Regions from separate parts of the Homo sapiens genome. Here region 2 is linked to region 1. The links are chromatin loops, found by intact Hi-C in ENCODE. Cell type or tissue: heart left ventricle. All regions are shown on one strand. Links, peaks and the distances in the headings refer to the core of each region. The heading gives the core; the rest is flanking DNA.

Evidence for each region. Hi-C counts contacts between places; a loop is a spot of excess contacts. Peaks named below come from ENCODE experiments on the same cell type or tissue, not always from the same donor. Only the 100,000 strongest peaks of a DNase experiment are listed, where the experiment ranks them.
Region 2: a loop joins it to region 1, with 6 times the contacts of the local background. A loop is called at or near these places in 3 of 110 quality-filtered maps.

What each region holds. Positions count from the first base shown.
Region 1 is chr9:79,826,734-79,838,256 of GRCh38, reverse strand. All of the region lies in intron 1 of LINC01507 (long intergenic non-protein coding RNA 1507), which reads right to left. Among named protein-coding and RNA genes, the nearest start is that of LINC01507, 8.0 kb to the right of the region's middle. RefSeq lists an enhancer at 3,011-3,641. In heart left ventricle, for the core only: no CTCF peak of the experiment used is centred there; no DNase peak of the experiment used is centred there.
Region 2 is chr9:79,878,573-79,890,095 of GRCh38, reverse strand. All of the region lies in intron 1 of LINC01507 (long intergenic non-protein coding RNA 1507), which reads right to left. LOC105376101 (a long non-coding RNA gene) reads left to right here and starts at 2,214. Exons shown (of 4, transcript XR_929986.3): 1 at 2,214-2,651. LOC105376100 (a long non-coding RNA gene) reads right to left here and starts at 2,174. Exons shown (of 2, transcript XR_929984.3): 1 at 2,047-2,174; 2 at 1-1,324. In heart left ventricle, for the core only: no CTCF peak of the experiment used is centred there; a DNase peak (open chromatin) is centred at 6,865.

The sequences.
Region 1 (11,523 bases), core at 4,469-6,968:
TACCCCTTCCTTTTGCCATATACAAAAATCAACTCGAGGGAATAAAGACTTAAATGTGAGACCTAAAACTATAAAAACTCTAAAAGAAAACCTAGGGAATATCATTTTGGACATAGGCCTTGGCAAAGATTTCATGATGGAGATGCTGTAAGCAATTGCAAAAACCAACAATTGACAAATGGAACTTAATTAAACTAAAGAGCTTCTGTACAGCAAAAGAAGCCAAGAATAAACAGACAGCTACAGAATGGGAGAAAATGTTTGCTAACTATGCATCTGAGAAAGGTCTAGTATCTGGAAACTATTAGGAATTTATGCAAATTGACAGGTTAAAAAAAAAAAAACAAAAACCCAAACAACTCCTTTAAAAAATGGGCAAAGGACATGAACACTTCTTTTAAAAAGACATGCATGTGACTAACAAGCCTATGAAAAAATGCTCAGCATAAATGCAAATCAAAACCACAATGAGATATCATCTCACACCAGTCAGAATGGCTATTATGAAAAAACAAACAAACAAAAAAACAAAATCAGAAAATAACAGATGTTTGTGAGGTTGCAGAGAAAAGGGAACACTTATACATTGCTGGTGGGAATGTAAATTAGTGCAGCCACTGTGGAAAGCTGTTTGGAGGCTTCTCAAAGAACTTGGCGCTACCATTCAATTCAGCAATCCCTTTACTGGGTATATACCCAAAGGAATATAAATCATTCTACCAAAGAACACATGCACACATATGTTCACTGCAGGGCTATTCACAATGGCAAAACATGGACTCAGCCTAGATGTCCATCAACAGTGAACTTGATAAAGAAAATGTCATACATTTATACCATGGAATACTACACAGCCATAAAAATTAATGAGATCATGTCCTTTTCAGCAACATAAATGTAGCTGGAGGCCATCATGCTAAACAAATTAATGCAGGAACAGAAAACCAAATACTGCATGTTCTCATTTATATTATTATATTAGTGAGAGCTAAACATTGATTACACATGGACACAAAGAAGGGAAAAATAGGCACTGGGGTCTATCAGAGGGTGGAGAGTAGGAGGAGGGTGAGGATCAAAAAATTACCTGTCAGATACTATTCTTATGGCCTAGCTGACAAAATAATCTGTACACTAAATGCCTGCAACATGAAATTTACCCGTGTAAAAAACTTGCACATGTACCCCTTGAGTCTCAAATAAAAGTTGGAAAAAAAGAATCCTATCAAAAAAAAATAGACATTGAGGACTGCTAGAGAGATAAGTGAGGGAGGGGGAAAAGTGCTGAAAAATTACCTATTGGGGTACTATGCTTGCCACCTGGGTGACAGGGTAATTTATACCCCAAACCTCAGCATCACACAATATACCCATGTAACAAACCTGCATATGTACCCCTTAATCTAAAATAAAAGTTGAAATTATAAAACGAAAAATAGTGCTGAAATTAAGAAACCCTGCTCTAGGATACTTGAAGGCCTAAATCATGACTTGCTCATCATTGTATCTCCAGAATGGTGTCTGGCAATAGACGGAATTAGATAAATCATTTAAGAGGACCAAAGGCAGTAAGTACTCTATAGAATATCATCATTTAGGGAGGTTTATTGAAAAGAACATGCACTTTCACCTCATCTGATTTTTACGTCATTCACAACATGCTCTTTCTATTCCAATTCTTTAAATGTTAGTGACCCTGAGAATTTTCTCATTGGCCTTTTCTTTTCTTGTATCCTCTTATTTCCTCTTTTCCTATTCTTTTTGGAGTCTCATGCTCATAGACTTCCTAAATAATCTCTTCCAATTGTATAACTCACTATGTATATTAGAAGACCACAAAGTTCTATTTTCAGCTCAGACATCTCTCTAGGGCTCTAGTATTACCTATTCACATGTGAACGCTCACAGTCTCCTTTCTGTACAGGATCCCTATACACACCACTCATGATGAACACAAGACATACAAATCAGATCTCCCTCCCAATTCCCTGTTTCACAGATGAATGACCAAAAACCCTGTTTGTTGCCCAACACCTGGACTCTTCTCTGACCTCTCAACCCCATTTTCAATCCTTACCATGTGTTGTAAACTCTACTTCTTAAACAGACTAAATTGATGATGAATTTATACCTTGTCTTCAGCTTGACCCCTAGAAACACATTTCTTACCTGGATCCTGTCCACTGTCTCTTATCTTGCCTTCATGTTTCCATTTTTGCCTCTTCCAGTCCCTTCTTAGAGTTACCTCCTTGATCTTTCTATAAATACATATCCCTCTCTATCTTAAAATTCTAAGATTTAAGTATATCGATAAAATCTAAACTTCCTAGCTCTAAAATGCAAGACAACTTATGATTTTTTCAGCTCACCTTTATAAATCTTTTCCTTCTTCACTCTGAGTTTTTTTTTTCTTTCTTTCTTTTTTTTTTTTTTTTGCCACCTTCCATCCCACCCACAACACTCTGAGTTTCCTTCAATGCTTCTATGCACATGCTGTTCCCACTGTCTGAAACACCCTCCCCCTCACAGTCACCTAGTTAGTGGAGAAAGCTTGCTGTTTTCCTTACTATTTGTGATGGTCCATTTCCTGTGTCAACTTGGCTAGACTGTAGAATCTAGTTATTCAAACACTAATCTAGGTGTTGCTGTGAAGTATTTTGTAGATTGGATTAATGTCTATAATTAGTTGGCTTTACAGGAGGAAAATTATCCTGGATAATCTGGGTGAGCTTCATCCAAGCAGTTGAAGGCCTTAAGAGCAAAACTGAAGTTTCCCTGAGGAAGCAAAAACTTCCCCTGTGAACTGCATCAGCCGCTGGTTGAGATTTTCAGTTTGCCCTTCCTGATGATCCACCCTACAGATTCTTGATTAGCCTAGTCAGTCCCCACAATCACATAAATCTCACTCTACACACACACACACACACACACACACACACACACACACACACACACGCAATATACATTCTACTGGTTCTGTTTCTCTGTTGAAACCCTGGCTGATATACTACTCATGCCTCTCAATCTGACATTCTGCACACAGGAGGAAGCATTATAATAAACAGTTAGGCTTGCTTTCTCTCTTGCCGTCTCTCTCTCTCTCTCCCCCCTAACTGTTCCCCAAGCTCACTCTTTTCCAAGGAAGAAGTAGTGACTATGGTAAACAATTTAAATAGCCAGGGCTGGTATTCAAAGCCTCATGCTGTTTTACTAATGAGTGGAGTTACTCTGTCTTGTAACGGGAAACAAGACTGGCATTCTGCTCAAGCATGTACACCTGAGTGGGATGCTTCTGTGGTTTAGATAGGATTCGTGTGATCCCTGCCAAGTCTCGTGTTGAAATTTGATCCTCAGTGTTGGAGATGGGGGCTAATGGGAGGTGTTTGTGTCTTGGGGGTAGAATCCCTCATGAATAGCTTGGTGCCATTCTCATGGAAATGAATGAGTTCTTGCTTGATTAGTTCTTATGAGAACTGATGGTTAAAAAGAGCTTGGTACCTCCCTCCCTCCCCTCTCTCACTTCCTCTTTTACCATGTGATCTGCATATGCCAGGTCTCCTTCACCTTCCACCATGAATGGAAGCAGCCTAAAGCCTAAAGCTCTCACCAGAAGCAGATGCTGGCACTATATTTCTTGTACAGTCTGCAGAACTGTGAATTAAATAAACCTTTTTTCTTTATAAGTTCCCTAGCCTCAGGTATTCCTTTGTGACAACACAAATGGGCTAAGACAGAAGATTGGTAGCAAGGAGTGGAATGTTGCTGTAAAGATACCTGAAAATGTGGAGCAGCTTCAGAACTGAATAATGGGCAGAGGTTGGAAAAGTTTGGAGGGCTTATGAAAAGAAAGACAAGGGAAAGTGAAATTTCTTAGAGATTGGTTAAGTGCTTGTAAGTAAAATGTTGATAGAGATATGGACAGTGAAGGCCAGGCTGACAAAGTCTCAGATGGAAATGAGGAACTTATTGGGAACTGGAGCCAAGGCCACTCTTGTTACATTGTAGCAAAGAACTTGGCCACATTGTGTTCATGCCCAAGAGCTTTGTGGAAGGCAAGTTTATCAATCTTAATATCAGCCTTTCACAAAGGCTAGAGTGTACAACATGTTCACTTAGACTCAATTGGAACAATTTTCCTTCATGAAGTTCAACATACTGCCATATGCTCCTACCTGAGCCTTACATAAAGCCAAAGCTTCCTCGCCTGAGCCACTGCTGAGAACTTTCTTGTTCTGAATCCTGACAAGTGAAGACCTCTGCCTGCCATGTGCTTCTGCTCCCAAACTTGCAGTGACTGTGGATTTCTTCAGCTCCTTCTGGCTGACATAACCTCCCCAAACCTGTGACTCAGTGGTCCCTGAGAAATAATGAACCTAAAAGCTTTTCCTTTTCTCAGTTTTCTGGAACAAGAAATGTCTAAGCAGCAAAGCATTCAAGAAATGTCATAGCTGCTTTTAGCAGCTTATGATCAGTTATGGGAGCAAAGAAATGACCTAAAGTTGGAATTTATAATTAAAGAGTAAACAGAGTGTAAACATTTGGAACAACTTGCTAGAGAGATTAGCAAGAATAAAATGGAGGCTGACGCCTGTAATCCCAGCACTTTGGGAGGCCAAGGCAGGCGGATCACGAAGTCAGGAGATCGAGACCATCCTGGCTAACACGGTGAAACCCCATCTCTACTAAAAATACAAAAAATTAGCCAGGTGTGGTGAAAGAAAAGAAAGACAAGGGAAAGTGAAAAGCTGTAGTCCCAACTACTTGGGAGGCTGAGGCAGGAGAATGGCGTGAACCCGAGTGGCAGAGCTTGCAGTGAGCCAAGATCGTGCCACTGCACTCCAGAGCCTGGGCAACAGAGCAAGACTACGTCTCAAAAAAAAAAAAAAAAAAAAAAAAAGGGAGCCAGGTGCTAACAGTCAAGACAATAAGGAAAAGGCTCTGAAGGCACTTCAGAAATCTTTGAGGCTACCCTTTCCATTATAATCCCAGAGGTCTAGGAGGGCAGAACAGTTTTGGGGAACTGGTCCAGGGTGTCACTGCCCTGTGCCACTTCAGGATGCTGCTCCCTATCTCCCTGCCACTCCAGCTCCAGCCACAGCTCAAAAGGACCCCAGGTACTGTACAGGCTGCTGCTCCAGAAGGCATAAGCCATAAGCCTTGGAAGCTTCCATATGGTGTTAAATCTGCAGGCTCCCAGAATTCAAGAGTGATGGAGGCTTGGCAGCTTCTACCTAGATTTCAGAGGATATATAGAAAACTCTGGGTGCCCAGGTAGAAGCCTGATGCAGGAGCCCATGCAGAGAACCTCTACTAAGGCAATGCCAAGGAGAAATATAGAGTTGGAGCTCCCACAGAGAATGCCCTCCAGAGCCCTGCCTAGTGGAGCTGTGAAGAGGGCTGCCATGCTCCAGACCCCGGAATGATAGAACCACTAGCAGCATGCACCCTCAACCTAGAAGCTGCAGGCACCAGACTACAACCCATGAGAGCAGCCACATGGGCTGCACCCAGCAAAGCCATGGGGCTGTGGATGCCCAACACCTTGGGAGCCCACCGCTGACACCAGTGTGCCCAGGATATGGGACATGGAGTCAAAGGAGATTATTTTGGAGCTTCAAGAATTAATTTCTTGGCTGGGCACAATGGCTCATGCCTGTAATCCCAACACTTTGGGAAACTGTGATTGGATAACTGCTTGAGACCAGGAGTTCAAAACCAGCCTGGGCAACATAGTGAGACCCCATTTGTACAAATGACTTTTTGTTGTTGTTCTTGTTGTTGTTTAATTTGCCAGGTGTGGTGATGCATGCCTGTGATCCCAGATACTCAGGAGGGTGAGGTGGGAGGGTTGCTCGAGCTTGGAGGTTGAGACTGCAGTGAGCCGTGATCATACCACTGCACTCTAGCCTTGGTCACAGAATAAGACCCTGCCTCAGAATAAAAGAAAAAACAAAAAAAGAAAAAGATTTAATGTCTGCCCTGCTGAGTTTCAGACTTGGGCAGGGCCTATTGCCCTTTTCTTTTGGCTGATTTCTCCTTCTTGAAATGGAAATGTTTACCCAATGTCTGTATCACCATTATATCTTGGAAGTAAATTACTTGTTTTTTATTTTACAGGCTCACAGCTTAAGAGACTTTCCTTGAGTTTCAGATGAAACTTTACACTTTGGACTTTTGAGTTGATGATAGAACAAGTTAAGACTTTTAAGGACTATTAGAATGGATGATTGTATTTTGCATGTGAGAAAAACATGAGATTTGGAAGACCAGGGGCAAAATCCTGTGGTTTGGGTATGATTTGTTTGGCCCCACCAAGTCTCATGTTGAAATTTGATCTCCAATATTGGAGGTGGGGCCTGATAGGAGGTGTTTGGTTTGTGGGTGCAGATCCCTCATGGATGGCTTGGTGCAGTTCTCAGGTAATGAGTGAGTGGTAGCTCTATTAGTACTTGTGAGAGCTGGTTGTTAGAAAGAGCCTGGCACCTCTCTCCCCTCTCTTGTTTCCTCTCTTGCCATATAATCTCTGCACACACCAGCTCCCCTTTGCCTTCCACCATGAGTAAAAGCTTCCTGAAGCCCTCACCAGGGACAGATGTTGGTCCCATGCTTTCTGTGCAATCTGCAGAACTAAGAGCCAAATCAACCTCTTTTCTTTATAAATTATTCAGCCTCAGGTATTCCTTTATAGCAATACAAACAGGCTAATACTGACACATATCTACATATCTGCATGGGACCCACAAACTGTCTTTTACAGGCAAGCTTTTAGTCCTTGTTTATGGAGCTATTTGGGACAAAGGACAAGACATTCATTTGACCACTTTTAGTAGAAGGCAGGATCTCCATGCCTCCAAAGCAGAAACTAAATGATCAGCTTCCTTTTTCACTCCCACATGCTCAAGAGAAGCATGAGCTTTTTTCTAGTTCCATTGGTTGTGGTGAGTGAGATGCAGGCCACACTCCTCTCTCTGTTCCAATTCTTCTGCTGCTTACAGTGTAGATCATTATGGCAGCTCTAGAATGACAAGGCCAAGGAATCTGGACTTAGCAATCATAGGCCCCAGCAATTGAGAATCATCTGCACCTGTGCCAGGGATCCTAATGCAGTTGGCCACAGGTGGAATTATAACTAAAAGGAACTCACTGTTTATTTGGAATCTCAAAATGAATAAGCAGGGATCTGGTCTGGAGCAGTGATAAAGACTTCTCATCTGGCATCAGTTAAGTTTTCTTGGACCATCTAATTTCTCCAGGAATTCAGGATCTCACAGAGCCTTTCACAGACTACAGCCCTAGAAAGAATAAGGCCTTAGGCCAGGCGCAGTGGCTAATGCGTGTAATCCCAGCTCTTTGGGAGGCTGAGGCAGGTGGATCAGCTGAGGTCAGGAGTTCAAGATTAGCCTGACAAACATGGAGAAACCCCATCTATATTAAAAAAATACAAAATTAGCTGGGTGTGGTGGTGCATGCCTGTAATCCCAGCTACTCGGGAGACTGAGGCAGGAGAATCATTTTAACCCGGGAGGAGGAGGTTGCGGTGAGCTGAGATCGCGCCATTGCACTCCAGCCTGGGGAACAAGAATGAAACTCTGAAGAAAAGGAAGGAAGGAAGGAAGGAAAGAGGGAAGGAGGGAGGGAGGGAAGGACGGAAGGAAGGAAGGAGAAAGAAAAAGGCCTTTAATAGAGTTAAAGAAGACTCATCTCAAGGGCCTAGAAACATCCAAATGTTGGAGAATTCAAATGGATGAGATGTTTGGAGAGTTGAGCATGTGAGAGGCAAGGTTACTTGCTTAGTTTTTCCCCTTAGTCCATTGCTATGGATTTAATGTATCAGGACATGGGTGGTTAAAGGGATTTTGTGCTGCCACTTGGGCAGCTAAATTTATTCAAAGCCTGGGGGAATTAAGAAAAAAATTGGAAAAAGGAAAAGCTTTTGGGGTTCTTATTTCTCAGGGACCACTGAATCACATGTTTTGGGGGTTATGTCAGCCAGAATGAGCTAAAGAAATCCACAGTTACTGCAAGTTTGAGAAAAGAAGCACATGGCAGGCAGAGGTCTTCACTTCTCAGGATTCGGAAAGAGAAAGTTCTCAGCAGCGGCGCAGGCGAAGGAAGCTTTGGCCTTATGTAAGGCTCGGGTAGGAGCATATGGCAGTATGTTGAACCTCATGATGGAAAATTTTTCCAATTGAGTTTAAGTGAACATGTTGTATACTCCAGACAGCTGGCATAGAGTAACTGGCACACAGGCAAATCCAAAGACAAGATGATTTTTCCCTTCGTACTTTTTTTTTCCTCTGTGCTACTTCCTCCACATAACACCACCAACTCTCTGCTTTGATCCATTGCTGGCTAAAGTAAGAGGGGAACATCGCTTCTATTTGTGAAATGCTTTTGCTGTGGAGATTATGTATAAATGGTGTTTGTATGGGTCTGATGCTCTGATCAATCATCTCATGAGTCAGGGTGACTTTTTGACCCTTTGGGAACCTGGGACACATTAGAGCTCTGGGGTTGGCTGAATCTACTCTTAGGAGGATATAGCAGCTGCAGCACTTCCCTAGAAATCAGAGCAGCCTGCAACAGCCAGGCAAGACTGACTCTGAGCAGAATGGGAGATGGAGGAGGAAGGTATTTTAGAATTATGCTTCTTTGGTTGACAAGGGAAAGGGGAGTTCCATTTTTATGTCACTTTTGAGCTCTAATTTCTTCTAGGACTTTAGTAAAGAGACAAGTTATCTAGTCTTGATATTGGGGAACCAATAGTGCATTATTTTGATCCAGTCCCTAATCTTGGATAAGCTATTTTGGTTAGTGTGCCTGGGTATTGGCCGAGGCATGAACTCAGCCTAAAATTCAGCTTGGCCTTTGAAATAAGTTAACATCTTTTTGTAACCCTTCTCTATTCTACTGGAGTGAAAACTGAACTGCATGGGTCTCTAGGGCCAGGACACGATCCTCAGAGTCTTGTCGGGTATTGGGCAGTGGCCCAGGAGAAGGAGCAGAGTGGCCCTGGTGCTGCTGACCCCTTCTCTCTGGGGACAGCTATGTCCTTGGCTGATCATATGCTTGACCATCAGTCCAAAAGTTTGAGAGAGAACAGAAAGCTGAGGAGAATTTGGGAACACCTGGCCATCTCTCGACCTGTCTGTGCTCATGCTGTCTCACTGTGCAGGGAAGTGTTGGCAGGAGAGATTCTGGTTTTTCTCCACTCACATCTTTATCCACTCACCCTTCAGGGATGGAGAGGAAGTCGCTAGCCTAATAGGTGAGAATTTGAGGCCCTCAGTTTGCCTCACAGCACTAGTGGTGCAGTTACTGGGCTCACGCTCCCGCCCCAGCGTCTGGGCCAAGGGAGTGAGATGGTGGGTACTGGGAGATGACAGGAGATGTCCATGTTCATGTTGAGGAATGTTCTATCCCAAACATTGTCTAGAAGTGTCAGAGCATGATGATAATATGAAGCAGAGGACTGTCATTACTACCACTGTCTTTAAATTCTCTCCAGACAATGCACCCCCTATTGCAGGCACGAGGACAGACCACACCCACTGCCCTTCCTGGGTGCACCACTGGGTAGAGGTCCCCAAGGCTTACCTCTCATACACTACATTATATTCCAGATTCACCCAGCCCTCTCTGTCTCTTTCTTGCCACCCTAGCTACCACCATCGTCTGTCTTCTCTTTTGGACTTTTTTTTTTTTTTTTGAGATGGAGTCTCACTCTGTCTCCCAGTCTGGAGTGCAATGGCGCCTTCTTGGCTCACTGCAACCTCTGCCTCCTGGGTTCAAGCAATTCTCCTACCTCAGCCTCTCGAGTAGCTGGGATCACAGGCATGCACCACCAGGCCTCGGTAATTTTTTTGTATTTTTAGTAGAGAAGGGATTTCACCATGTTGCCGAGGCTGGTCTCGAACTCCTGACCTCAGATGATCCGTCCGCCTCGGCTTCCCAAAGTGCTGGGATTACAGGCATGAGCCACCACGCCCAACCTCTTTTGGACTTCTATAAGATAAGTCCTCCTCATTGTCCTTCCTGCTTCCTATTTGCCCATTTCATTCCATTCTCCTCACAGCAAGTAGAGTGAGAATTCTAAACTTAACCCCTGCCCCCCGTAGTGTCCCATCACACTGAAAACCACATCCAGCATCTTTATGCCAGTCCTCAAAGCCCTGCTCATTCTAGTCCTCTGTTACCAAGTGGTCATGAGGCTTTAGCCATACTGGTTGCCTTGATCAGTTCAGGCTGATTAACAAAATACCACAGACTGTGTGGTTCAAACAATAGGCACTTATTTTCTCACAGTTCTGGAGCCTGGACGTCCAAGTCAAGGTGGCTGCAAGTTTAGTCTCCTCACATAATCTCCTCACTGTCTCCTCACAGTGTCTTTCCTCTGTGCACACACATCCCTGGGTCTCTTCCTATAGGGACACCAATTCTTTCGGATTAGGGCCCCACCTTTATGACCTCAGAAAGCTTTAATTACCATTTTAAAGGCCCTGTCTCCAAATACAGTCACATTGAAGATCAGGGCTTGAACATATGAATTTTGGGAGAACACTATTCAATCCCTAACGCTGGCTTCCTGCCCCCAGGACCTTCGGCCATGCTGTGCCCTCTGCTTGCAAGACCTCTCCAGGTCTTGGCATGGCCAGCTCTCTCTTGTCATCTAGCATTTAGCTTGAATGTCATATCTCTGGAGTGACCCTCTGGCCACTGATCTCAATATCCCCCAGCCACTTGCCATCACTTCGCCTGTTTTGATTCCACCACAGTACTTGCTCTCTCCTGCTATTGATCATATATCTGTGTGTTTGCTTGTTGCCTGCCTTCCTCCATCAAAATAAAAATTCTTTGAGAGCAAAGGCCTTGCCTGCCATGCCCACTGATCGCTACTGTGTTCCCAGAGGCACACAGCAGCTGCCTAACAAACATCTATTAAATGAATGAAATAAAATTGCCTTTGCCTTCAGAGTTAAACTGATACATTGATTCATAATGAGGTAAGTCAGACAGCTTTCCAAACTGAAAAATAAACTATCATTGGTGCCCAAAGAAGATCTTCCTCTGATCAAGTTAGCAGAGTGTAGCTCGAGGCCAAGTTGCAGGGCATTAGAAAGTTAAAACACTGGCAAAATTCTTGCTGAAGTGCCTTCCAAAACAAGTGAGATGGTTCACACCGCCATCAGGAAGGCACGCGTATGCTGGGTTCCCACCCTCTCACCAATGCCATGTGGGATCAAACTCATAAATATTTATCAATTTTATGAGTAAAATGATATCTTGTTTTAATTTTCATTTCTTTAGTGATGAGTAAGATTGTGTATCTTTTCATTTGCTCATTAACCCATTGTATTTTTTCCCTGCCACTTATCTTTTCCTTTACCTAGTTTTACATTTTTTAATTCATCGTTTACTTATTGCTTTGCTGGAACACTGTGAACCTAAAATAAAATGCCTTATTTATCAAACTAAAAATATATGCATACATTCTTTAAACCAGAAATTATACTTTTAGGCGGT
Region 2 (11,523 bases), core at 5,751-8,250, 51 kb before region 1:
TACCTAAGGTGTCAGTGAGAGAATGTTGATTTTTCTATCGGTATAACAGTTTGTCAGGTCAAAGCCCCACTTTGAAAAACATTCCCCAAATAGAATATCATCATGAATGTCATCATCAAAATCACAATCAACAAACATTAACTGACTTCCTCCATGAGGCAAAGGCTTTATTCCAAAAGAAGCTTAAGTCTAGTTGGTAGAAACCATAAGCCATAGTAGGTCTATAGTTGTCCAAATTGCATAGGTTATTGCCTAAATTGCATTTAAGTTCTCTACGTGCATTCTACTTTCCTTTGTGAGATCCTATTTCTCCAGTATCGCCTTCTCTGTTCTTTCTATTCCAAATGTGCTTATGCCTCCTGTTCTACTAATGCAAAACATGTTTCATAGATAGTTTCCTCTATCTCAAGTTTTGCCAACTTTATCCCAGTTTCACAAACACATATACAGAGATGTCACATGTAGTGATAACATGGCCTAGAGTAAGATAAAACATAAGCCAATAGTGGATAAATTTTAAAACAAGGCACTATTTTGGTGATTCAGATAACAGATGTCAACTCAGAATATATAGTGACACATATCAGGAGGCAACTGCTGCTGAGAATTTAGAAACTACAAATAACTATTGAATCATTTCCCAAACAACTCACCATGCTAAGGGAAAAATCAAAAATAGAAGTACATTCAGTACTTCAGTTTGTCTCCAAAGTTAGGGGTATTGATATATTTTTATTCTTAAACACTCTTTTACTAATAAGAGTTAAGTCTATACTTCCTCGCTACAAGAACTAAGTGTCCTTGTCAATATCTGTCTTCTTACACAGTTATATTTTCCAATAAAGTACTTAAATTCTTGAAAATGTAATGTCAAGTTATTTTTTAATATATCTGTCTTTCTCACTAGAACCAAGCTGAATGGCAGCAGGAACTGTCTCTATCTTATTTATCACTGTATCTTCAGGACTAGAAGAGTCTCTGGCACAGAGCAGTTGCTTGATAATTTTTTTTGAAAGAGTAACTGAAGTGTGTGTGGTATTTGGTGGCAAGAGGGTTACTTAGATATCTGATCACCTGCAGGCATCTGGAATCACCAGCCTATAGAAGGCAGAGGTTTGGGGGATCAAGTAGTGGTACCTTAGAATATTTTGGTAGAAATAAGGAACATAATGGGATTGGTTAGTTGCTTCCAAGTAAAATAGAGAACTTAGGGAAAGAAAACAGTGAAGTCGGGGCTTTGAATTCCCAGCTCAAGGTCTGCATAAGGGAGCAGAATGCTTCAATGAGTACCTTTTTTTCTCCTGTAGACATAGGGCCAAGATTTCTGAAAAACAAATTCAAAGTCTGATCTTTCTGGTGGCTAGATTACAAGGCAAATTGAATTCATGTTGAACTTGGTACACTGACTAAGAGTGAGACTCTCTCTAACAATTAAAAGGGGACATATGGACAAATTCCAGTGAAGCTGGAGACCATGAATCTCTAAATTCTTCAGAGCCCCTTTTGCAGATGGAAACCCTTTCTCCAAGATTAAAGTTAGTATTCCTTTGCCTTAAAGATTGTGATAACTTCTTTCAAGGTAATTGTCTTGCAAAGGATTGCCAACCTTCCTGAAAACCTTCAGTGCCTCTTGTTTCTACATTTGTAACCAGATTCAAGTCTCACCAGGCCCCAGAGTGTGAGTTACAAAGTGTGAACCATGAGAGGATGCAAGTTACATCTAAATATTGCAAGAGTTTATCAATTTATATAGACAGAAACCCGAGGAACATGCATGGAAATGGATCCTAAGGGTCTGATCAGGAGGAAAGGAATATAATATTGGACAAGGATGAAATCTTGATATAGAAACGTTAAGCCAAGATTCTGGACTCAATGTGTCCGTTTGAGTGGCTCTAAGAGTTTGCTTGGTTAATTGACTAAAATGTGGTGGCCTAGACTAAATCCAGGTGAAATGCCAGAACTCCACTGGTATGTTGCAGAAGGTCTACAGGGCCCAGGGAAATTGAAATGCTAGAGTAGATTTCTCATCGAAGAACCACTCACCTACCCGCTAAACTACATCCAAGAAGAGTCCAAAAGACCCTTTACCAAGGCAGTGAGAAATATAATTGTAAAGGGAGTCACAGCATCCTGAAAGGGATCCTCAGTGAAGCTCTTCTCTGTACACCAGTAATGACAGTTAGAACAGTTGCAACAGAACTAAAGCTCCCAGAATCCAATTGGATGCTGGGTTGCAGGGTGGTTAGAGCTATAGGCAGTGAGCTGAGGCAGGAATCAGATGGCTTTACCCATGGAGATTTTTGTTGCTGGCTAATTTGCTACATATTCTTAGAACTGGTTTGATTAAGAAAAAAAGCTGTTGGTGTGGTGACTGGAAGTCTAACAACAATCACCACAATAGATATCTGCAGCCCTGAAACCAATTTTCAGGCTTGAATTTCTTTTACTTTTCTTCTTTCTTTCTTATTGTGTGTCTCCAAGTCCTGAGTCTACTGGGGTTATGTAGAAAAAAAGTTTTAAACATTTTTTTGGGAAATAATTGCAAAGTTACAGCTAAATTATAAGAAAAAAAGAAGAGTTCTACACTTTGGGAGGCCGAGGCGGGTGGATCATGAGGTCAGGAGATCGAGACCATCCTGGCTAACAAGGTGAAACCCCGTCTCTACTAAAAATACAAAAAATTAGCCGGGCGCGGTGGCGGGCGCCTGTAGTCCCAGCTACTCGGGAGGCTGAGGCAGGAGAATGGCGTGAACCCGGGAAGCAGAGCTTGCAGTGAGCCGAGATTGCGCCACTGCAGTCCGCAGTCCGACCTGGGCGACAGAGCGAGACTCCGTCTCAAAAAAAAAAAAAAAAAAAAAAAAAAGAAGAGTTCTATACCTTTTTACCCAGGTTCTCAAATGTTTAACATTTTATCAGATTTGTTTTCTATATATACATATAATTATCAATATTTTTCCTTAAGCTTTGAGAATAAGTTGCATACAACATGGTCCTTTACTTCTCTAAGTACTTCAGAGTATATTCATTCACAAAGTAGATACTCCAGTACGTACAGAGTTTATCAACGTGAACAAATTTAACATTACTAAAGAAATTTTATTGAATCTTCTTTCTGCATGACAATTCTGTCAATTTACCCAGTAATGTCCTTTATAGCACTGTCTTCCCTGGAGTACTGGTCTACCATAAGACCGCATCTCATACAGTATGTTTCTGTAGTCTCCTTTAACATTTGAAATTTTCCAGCAAATTTTTGCCTTTTAGAATACTGATCTGTTTTTTAGAAATATACTTCAGGCCATTTGTAAACCCTATTTTCTCACCTGAAACTTCTCTCTCTAGATCTTACCTATGTTCAAACTTTGAAGGGTATTTTTAGATCTAAGAGATCTGGGTCTTTAAAGTCAGTCTTGGCCAGAATCAGGCTGCAAATGCCAAAGCAAGAGATGTCAGCAATGAGTTGCAGGTCTTTGCCAAACAGAGCATCATCTGGCAGTGAAAGGAGAGCAGAAGAGGGGATTTTGAAGTGTAAGTCCTTTGATGGGGACGGATTATGAACAAGCTGTCTTGCCAGAGAAAACAAACAAAAAGGGAGGTTACAACTCTTGTGAGGTTTCATCATATGGGAGGAAAAAGTTTTGGCTGTGGTTGATTTATTAGAATTATCATGAGACTTGAGGAGATTAATGAGGAAATGATACGATGCTTGCTTCCACCAGGGTGGGATCTTAATAATGTAGTAGTGAGCATCACAACTCTGTGAAACAGTGGGATGCTCACTCTTTTTAAAAGTACCATTGCTGGTATTCCATGGTGTAAATACTCCACCACTCTATCATTTCAATATACCAACATGACAGCACTGCTACAGAGCACTGAGAAGATCTGCACAGTGGCTTTCAGGAGCCGGCATACCAATGAATGGCAATGCTTTTTAAGCTGAGCTAATTGAATCTATTAATATGAGGATATAAAATATGGGAGCAGTCAGGCGCGGTGGCTCATGCCTGTAATCCCAGCACTTTGGGAGGCCGAGGCGGGCAGACGACCTGAGGTCAGGAGTTCGAGACCAGCCTGGCCAACATGATGAAACCCTGTCTCTACTGAAAATACAAAAATTAGCCAGGCGTAGTGGTGGGCACCTGTAATTCCAGCTACTTGGGAGGCTGAGGCAGGGAGAATCACTTGAGCCTGGGAGGCGGAGGTTGCAGTGAACTGAGATCGCGCCACTACACTCCAGCCTTGGCAATACAGAGCAAGACTCCATCTCAAAAATAAATAAATAAATAAAATACGGGAGCGTGTGTGTGTGTGGCATATGTATGTGTGTGCGCATATGTATGTGTATGTGTGTATATATGTACACTCACATACATACACATCATAAAACAACCCTTCATGGGGAAACAACCACTGGTGTGATTCAAAACAAAACAAAAAGAGAGTGCTTTACATCACTGCAATTTCTCTCTTAAGTTATACCAAATAGAAGGCCTCCTATCTGTACTTCACATCTAGATGGCTTTAGAATGTGCAGGTAGGAACAGCAGGGACTCCTGGGAGCTGGCTTGCTCTGTATAAAAATGGGAAAATATTTTAGATTGTTGGGAGAGAGGGAGGGACCCTGGGCAAGGGGAGGAGGATGCTGGCAGGTTGGGACTACATGGGTACAAGTGAGAGGCTGACAGCCCTCAAGGGCCAAGCAGTGCAAAAGGGACTTTCAAAGGAAATTATCACTAAGAGACAGTTTTAAATTTGGGGACACGGGGTGTGCTCACCGCTCCCTCCTCCTCAGTCGCTCTAATAAAGGCCACTTTGCTCACTGATGCTTCTCTGTAGATGCAGATTTGGGGGGAAATTGTGGAAGTAAACTGGGTGGCTGGGTTCAGCTTTGTCAGAACTCAGAAATAGCCCAAGGAGCTTCAACAGAGTGAAAGCTGAAGCAGCACAAAAGCAGCTTAAAAACAACAAGGCAGCTTTGCTGTGTGTTTCCTTGCCCTCGCCCCACTCTCTCCCTGCTTGGTGATGGTCTTGAAGAAGGTGGCCAGGTTCCCAGGATGGGAACCTGGTCCTTGGTTCCCAAGGGAGCAGAGAAGAATTCTCAAAGAATTGTGTATGTTTGTTCTAACCTGTCTGGGGGTTACCTGAAGGACTGACACAAGGCCATTGCCTTTGTTTTACCTAACTCAGAACTCATTCGGGGCAGAAAAGCTGCAGCAATGGTGTAGTCAAGATGTGGGAGGATGCAAACTTTGCCAGCGTCCTGTCCTGGGAGTGCTCCTGGCTGTAGTCAGTACCGCCTGTCTCCTGCAGCCATCTGGGGAAGTTCCCATTGAAAGTAGCCTTGTGCAAACTCCATCAAGATCTCTGCAGACAGGGGTGCCACAGAACAGCTGGGGGAGCAGGACATCCTGTCATGAGAGCTGGTGGAGGAAGCTACTCCCTCTGTGTCCCCCTGGGATGCCGCAGCTTCCCTGCTAGAGTCCTTGCTAACCTTGGCCTTTTCATCTCTTGGTGTCCACCTGCCCACATGACCCAGCCACCTCATCACTGTCCTTTCTTTCCCTTCACCACAGGGTGTCTTTGTGCCACTGGCCCTCAATCTCTTAATGGTCTGGTTCTCACATCAAGGTAGTGATGTTTTCTTTTTAACTCCAAGGCACACTCAGACACTGTATTCTATTACCCATCCAAACCTCTTTTGGTCTCTGACCCAAGCTCCCCATGTGACCCACTCTCTGTCAGAATTTCAATCTTTCACCTAATTTAACTCATCCCAGGAATCACACTGATCCACTGGACTGAGATTTGCACCTACCACCCTCTCTGCTCCTCCTTGGGCAAACTCTGCTTTAACTCTGACTCATGGGACTCAGTTGCAATCTTTTTTTTTTTTTTTTTTTTTTTGAGAAGGAGTCTCACTCTGTCACCAGGAGGGAGTGCAGTGGCATGATCTCAGCTCATTGCAACCTCTGCCTCCTGGGTTCAAGTGATTCTCCTGTCTCAGCCTCCTGTGTAGCTGGGACTACAGGTGTGCACTACCACCTCCACCACATCCAGCTAATTTTTTTTTGTATTTTTAATAGAGGCGGGGTTTCTCCATGTTGGCCAGGATGGTCTCAATCTCGTGATCCACCCGCTGTGCTCTGTCCTGAGTGCTGCTCTCCAGTGACCTCCGGCTGGGTGTTCCCTTCCTCCCTGAAGTCTCAGGCAAAAAGCACCCAGCTTACCCCTTCCCCTGACATAGATGTGTTCCATCCCCTTCTCCCTCTCCATTCTCTTGCAAGAGCTCATTTCTAGCCACCTGCCAGAAGCCTTCTCTGGGAGGTCCTGCAAGCAGGCATGTGGAAGCTGCTAGACTCCCCCTCTGTGATGCCCAGGAGCACCTGGGGAGACGTTATCCAGAAAGGGGATGTCTGGATTTGGGAGGACACATAAAGTGGGGATCATTTCCAAAACTCCTGAGGTCAGGCTACCAAATGAAGACTGGAAACACCTGAGATTCAGTTGTTGGCAAGCAGGACACCACAGGTGTCCAAACTTTCAGGAGCAAAGAAGACAATGAAAGCAGCAGCGCAGGCCATAGTGGCCTCTGCATCCCACAACCATGGGGCACCCTGAGCGGCAGGTGTGGGGCCAGCTGTTCAGGGTGTCCTCTGCCTGCACAGTGAGACTCAGGGCTGATTCTCCCCATCTCTGGTAGCTCTTCCCCACTAGGGTCCCCTCTGTCTTAGGTGGGACAGCTCATGTACCCTCAGTCCTAAAGCAGGCTAAGTGGTCCCCACCCACTCCTTCCTCTCCCCAGAGCCTTCCCCACCCCACAGCTGTGCCACAGCTCTGGGCTGAAGCCCTGCCAGTTACCACCCCACATCCGGCCCTGGTACAACCTCAGGCCCCACTTCCACCCCAATCCTGCCTTGTGCATTGCAGATTAGAGCCTGCACTAGTTTTCAATGCAGAGGTCCTACACATATTTTATGTTTATTACTAGGTATTCAATGTTTTTGATAATGTTTTTAAATTTTATTTTCTACTTATTTATTGCTAATATGTAGAAATAAAACAGTTTTATTCATTCAATGTGTGTTCTATAATATTGCTACATCCAGTATTAGTTCTAATAATTTTAGATTCCACAAGAGTTTCTAGCTACAAAATTATGTCATCTGCAGATAGTTTTCCTTTCCTTTCAAATCTTCATCCTTTTCATTTTAGTTTTTGCACTTGGTAGGCCTTCTAATACAATGTTGAATAGAAATGGTGAGAAAAAAACATCCTTTTCTTCAATCTTAGAAGAAAGCATTCAATCTTTCATCGTTATGATACTTACCATAGGACTTCCATGGGTGCCGTTTAACAGGTTGATTAAGTTTCCTTCTATTCCTAGTTTGCTGACAATTTTTATGAGAAATGAGTTGTGTGTTTCGTCAAATGCTTTTTCTACATATAGTGATTATATAATTCTCTTCTTTTAACCTGTTAGTGTGGTGGATTACATTAATTGATTTTCATACGTTAAATCAACCTTGCATTCTTGGACTAAAACCAATTCGTTCATAAAGTATTGTACTTTTATTATACTATTGTAAGATTTGCTTTGCTAATTTTATGTAATATTATGTTAAAGATTGTTCTTTAATTCCAATAAGACATTAAATTCTTATTCTATGAAAAGTGTCTTCAATTGAGAATTATCATTGTAAAAGAGAAATTTTGTATTTATTGACAGTAAAAGTACTCAAAATAGGTATGAGGCAGAAATCAGGCAATTATTGTCCTTCTGATATTATGATTGTTATTCACCTAATGGCTACCAGACATATTTAACGACACTTTAAGAGTTAAATGTGTTCACTTTGAGAGCTTACTGAGCAACAGCATAGTCATAAATACAAGCACAAATTAGATCCCTGAGGTTGAGAGGAGAGTATCCTGTTATAAGGGGATTATTCAGAGAATTAAAAGATAAATATATTAAATTTGTAAATCCTCATTTAAATAAAAATATAGTATTTTAGATTTCTCATAGAGAACTCTTGGTTCTTTGAGAAGATGTTTGTGGTTGAATCCCCCAAGAATCTATAGAACCCAGTTTGAGAAAAGACAACTTAGAAGAATGTAAGACTTCAAGGAAAGTGCTTAACAAATAAAGATTTAAGTGAAGAAAAATAGTATAGCATATATGAATGTTTGGTTGGCTAATTAACTTATTAACCTATTATTATGGCAAAAGACCATTGAGATTTTGTTAAATAGGCTTTCTTATCTGAAACATAAATTCCAATCAAAGGAATTTGTGGCTATTTATTCCTGCATTGTCCTTAATAGGACACAGTGTTATTGATAGGAAACAGTGTTATTCTCTTTAAGATGATAAGAAAAGTCAGGGTCAACATTTAAAAAGAGAGGACAGAAGATGAGAAGACAGAAAAGAAGAAAAGAAGACAGGGAGAGGAGGGGAAAGGGAGGAGAGGGAGGGAAGAGGAAGTGAAAAGGGGACAGAGGGGAGAGGTAGGGGGGAAGAAGGAGAGGGGAGGGAAGAGGGGAGAAGGGAGGGAAAGGATGGGGAGGGGAGGGATTGGGAGGAAAGAGGAGAAGAGAGGAGAGGAGAGGAGCAGAGAGGAGAGGAGTGGCTAGACAGGTAGCTATAGTTTGTATGGGAAACAAAAGGATTGAGAAGACATTCTAGACTTTGAGGCTTGTGGAAAGAGAGATGAGGGAAACCAAAGCTTTCAAGGCAGAAAAGCAGACAAAGATATAAAGAATACTCTTCCATATTTTCAGACAACTAGTCTTTGATGCAATATTTCATGCCTTGCTTACATTTCAGTTGGTAAAAACCGTATATATATTTACCCTCAACACTAGTGAAGAATATGTTGTTTTCTTAATAACTTGCTCTAGTGCAATTGCCCTACCATCTTAACATTATTCTGTATTCATCTGACTGTACTACTTGAAAAGAATACACAATCAGAATCAAGCATTAAGAAGTACTGCAAATTGACATATTTCATAGACTATATGTAAATTGAAATTCCCTAAGATCACCTGCTTGTTTTCCCAAAAAGTCATTTCAATGGCAATCCCCAAAGTCTAGGAAATTACTCAGTCTCAAAGAATTCAGCCACTACTTCTGTGTCTCTTAAATAGTCCCTGAATTTGGGATCTTGAGGATCAGGGAGTGTCACACACATAACCAGAATTTCTGCAGGTGTCTTTAACTTGCTGATTTGTAGCTCTTCATGCAAGCTGGACATACTGGAAATATCTACTTCAGTTATGACTTGCTTTCATTTTCTCTTTGGTGTATTTACATGAAGAGAAATTCTTAACTTCTATAAATTAGAACTTACCAATTACTGTTTGCATGTTTTACATTTGTTTAAGAAAGCCCAGCTTTGCACTTATAATAGTCTATAATTATCCCTACAAATCCAACACTCTCATTTCTCAGATGTCCAGGTTACATTGGTCTGTTCCTATTAGCGATGTATTCTGCTCCATTGGTCAATGTCTCCATCTCTCACAGTACAACAAAATATTGAGTATTATAGCTTTATAACAACTCTTATTATCTAGTAAGGCAATCCCTCTCCCATTTTATTTTTGTTTAAGGAAAATTTTGACCGTTCTTGGCATTTATTTCTGCTATGTAAATTTTAGAATCATCTCGTCAAGTTCCTCAAAAATATTCTATCAAGATTTTGAGTGGAAGTTCTTGAATGTCCTGTGGATTGCTTAGAGCAAATTATCATCTTTAACAGTCTGAGTCTAATGAATACGAAATGTCTCACAATTTATTTAGATCTTCTATAATATCTTTCAAGACATATTTTTAATTTTTTCTGTAGAGGTTATGTAACTTTGATTCCAATGTACCCTTTTTAAGAAAAATCAGTATTGCTTATTTCTTTTGGTTAATTGGCTTAGAATAATTTGTCCATCCTTTTATATAAAACTTTCTGTGCCCTTAAGTGTTATGCTTGTCTAATACAAATAGCATGTGTCAAGATTTTCTTTTTTTTAATCTGACAATTTGTTTTCTAACCAGCTAGTTTAGTATATCTAAATTAATTGTGGTTAATAATATATTTAGACTTGCCTACTCTTTTATCCTTGCTATGTGTCCCTTTGCTTCAAGAAATTTCTTTTTTCTTGCTTTCTTGCCTTTCTTTTTTAACTTTAAAAAAACTTTCTTATTTTATTGATTCATAATAGATGCAATTTGAGATTACATGTGATAATTTAATACATTCATATAATTTGTGAAGATAAAATTAGTGTACTTGAGATATTCATCACCTTAAATATTTCTCTTGTCTTTATGGCTAGAAACATTAGAATTATTCTTTTCCAGCTATTTTGAAATTTGTAATAGATTATTATAAATCATGGTCACCCTACTGATCTATCAGACACTAGGTCTTGCCTCTCTTTTTAATTTAACTGTTGTTTTGTTCGTTATTTCATTTCTACATACCCAGAGTCTGAAAAGTTATATATGCTATTTTAATTTTAGTTACTGATCTTAACTTGTTACCATGTATGCTTTTAAAAAGTTAGTATCTTAACCTTCCCTCAAAAACAGTATGAGAAATGTAATGCCTTCAACTCTTCCCTCCTGGTGTGCATATCATTATTTGTATCATTTTCGTCATTTTCAACCCTGCTAATTAGACAACACTATGATTACTCCATATGACATGGCTTAATTTTATTTAGCTACATGTTTATCTGTTTCTATGCCTTCTTGATCCTACATGTGAGAATTTCCTTCTGATGTTATTTTTTTCTTCTTTCTTAAGTATAACTTTTAGAAGTTGCTTTACATAAAAACTTCTAGTTTTTGAGCGCCTAAAATGAAATCTTAACTTTACATTTATTCTAAAATGTATTTTTCCTGAGTGCCCAGTTTGTTGCTGACAGTTAGGTTTTGTCTTCTAATCTCCATTGTTGCTATTGAGATGTTAATTGTCATGTAGCTTTTGTAATTTGCTGGATTATCTATATTTTCTCACTGGCTGCTTTTAACCTCTTTGTCTTTGATATTTTACAGTTTCTCTACAATGAATCTGGGTCTAGATTTCTTTTCACTTATATCTGTGAGTTCATGTCTTTAATCATTTCTGGAAAAAATGCTCCTCAAATATTGCCTCTCCTCCTTTCTCTCCTTATATAATTCTGATTAGATGTATGGTGAAACTTACAGTTCCGTCCTCTATACCCATTGGCCTCTTTTCATGTTATACATTTTCTTGTCCCTTTGTATTGTCTGATTTCTTCTGATCTAGCTTCCAGTTCACTAATTTTTTTTTCAGTGTGCTAATCTGTTGTTTACATAAGTCCTTGAGGATTTCTTTTTACTTTGACAATACATTTTTGTTTCAAAACCTAGTACATAGTTCCTTTTAATATCTGCACTGTGTTCTTATTGCTTGTTTAAATTTGTGATTACTTCTTTTATTTATTAACATCTAATAAGAGTCATTTTAATACTCCACACTGAAATATTTAATA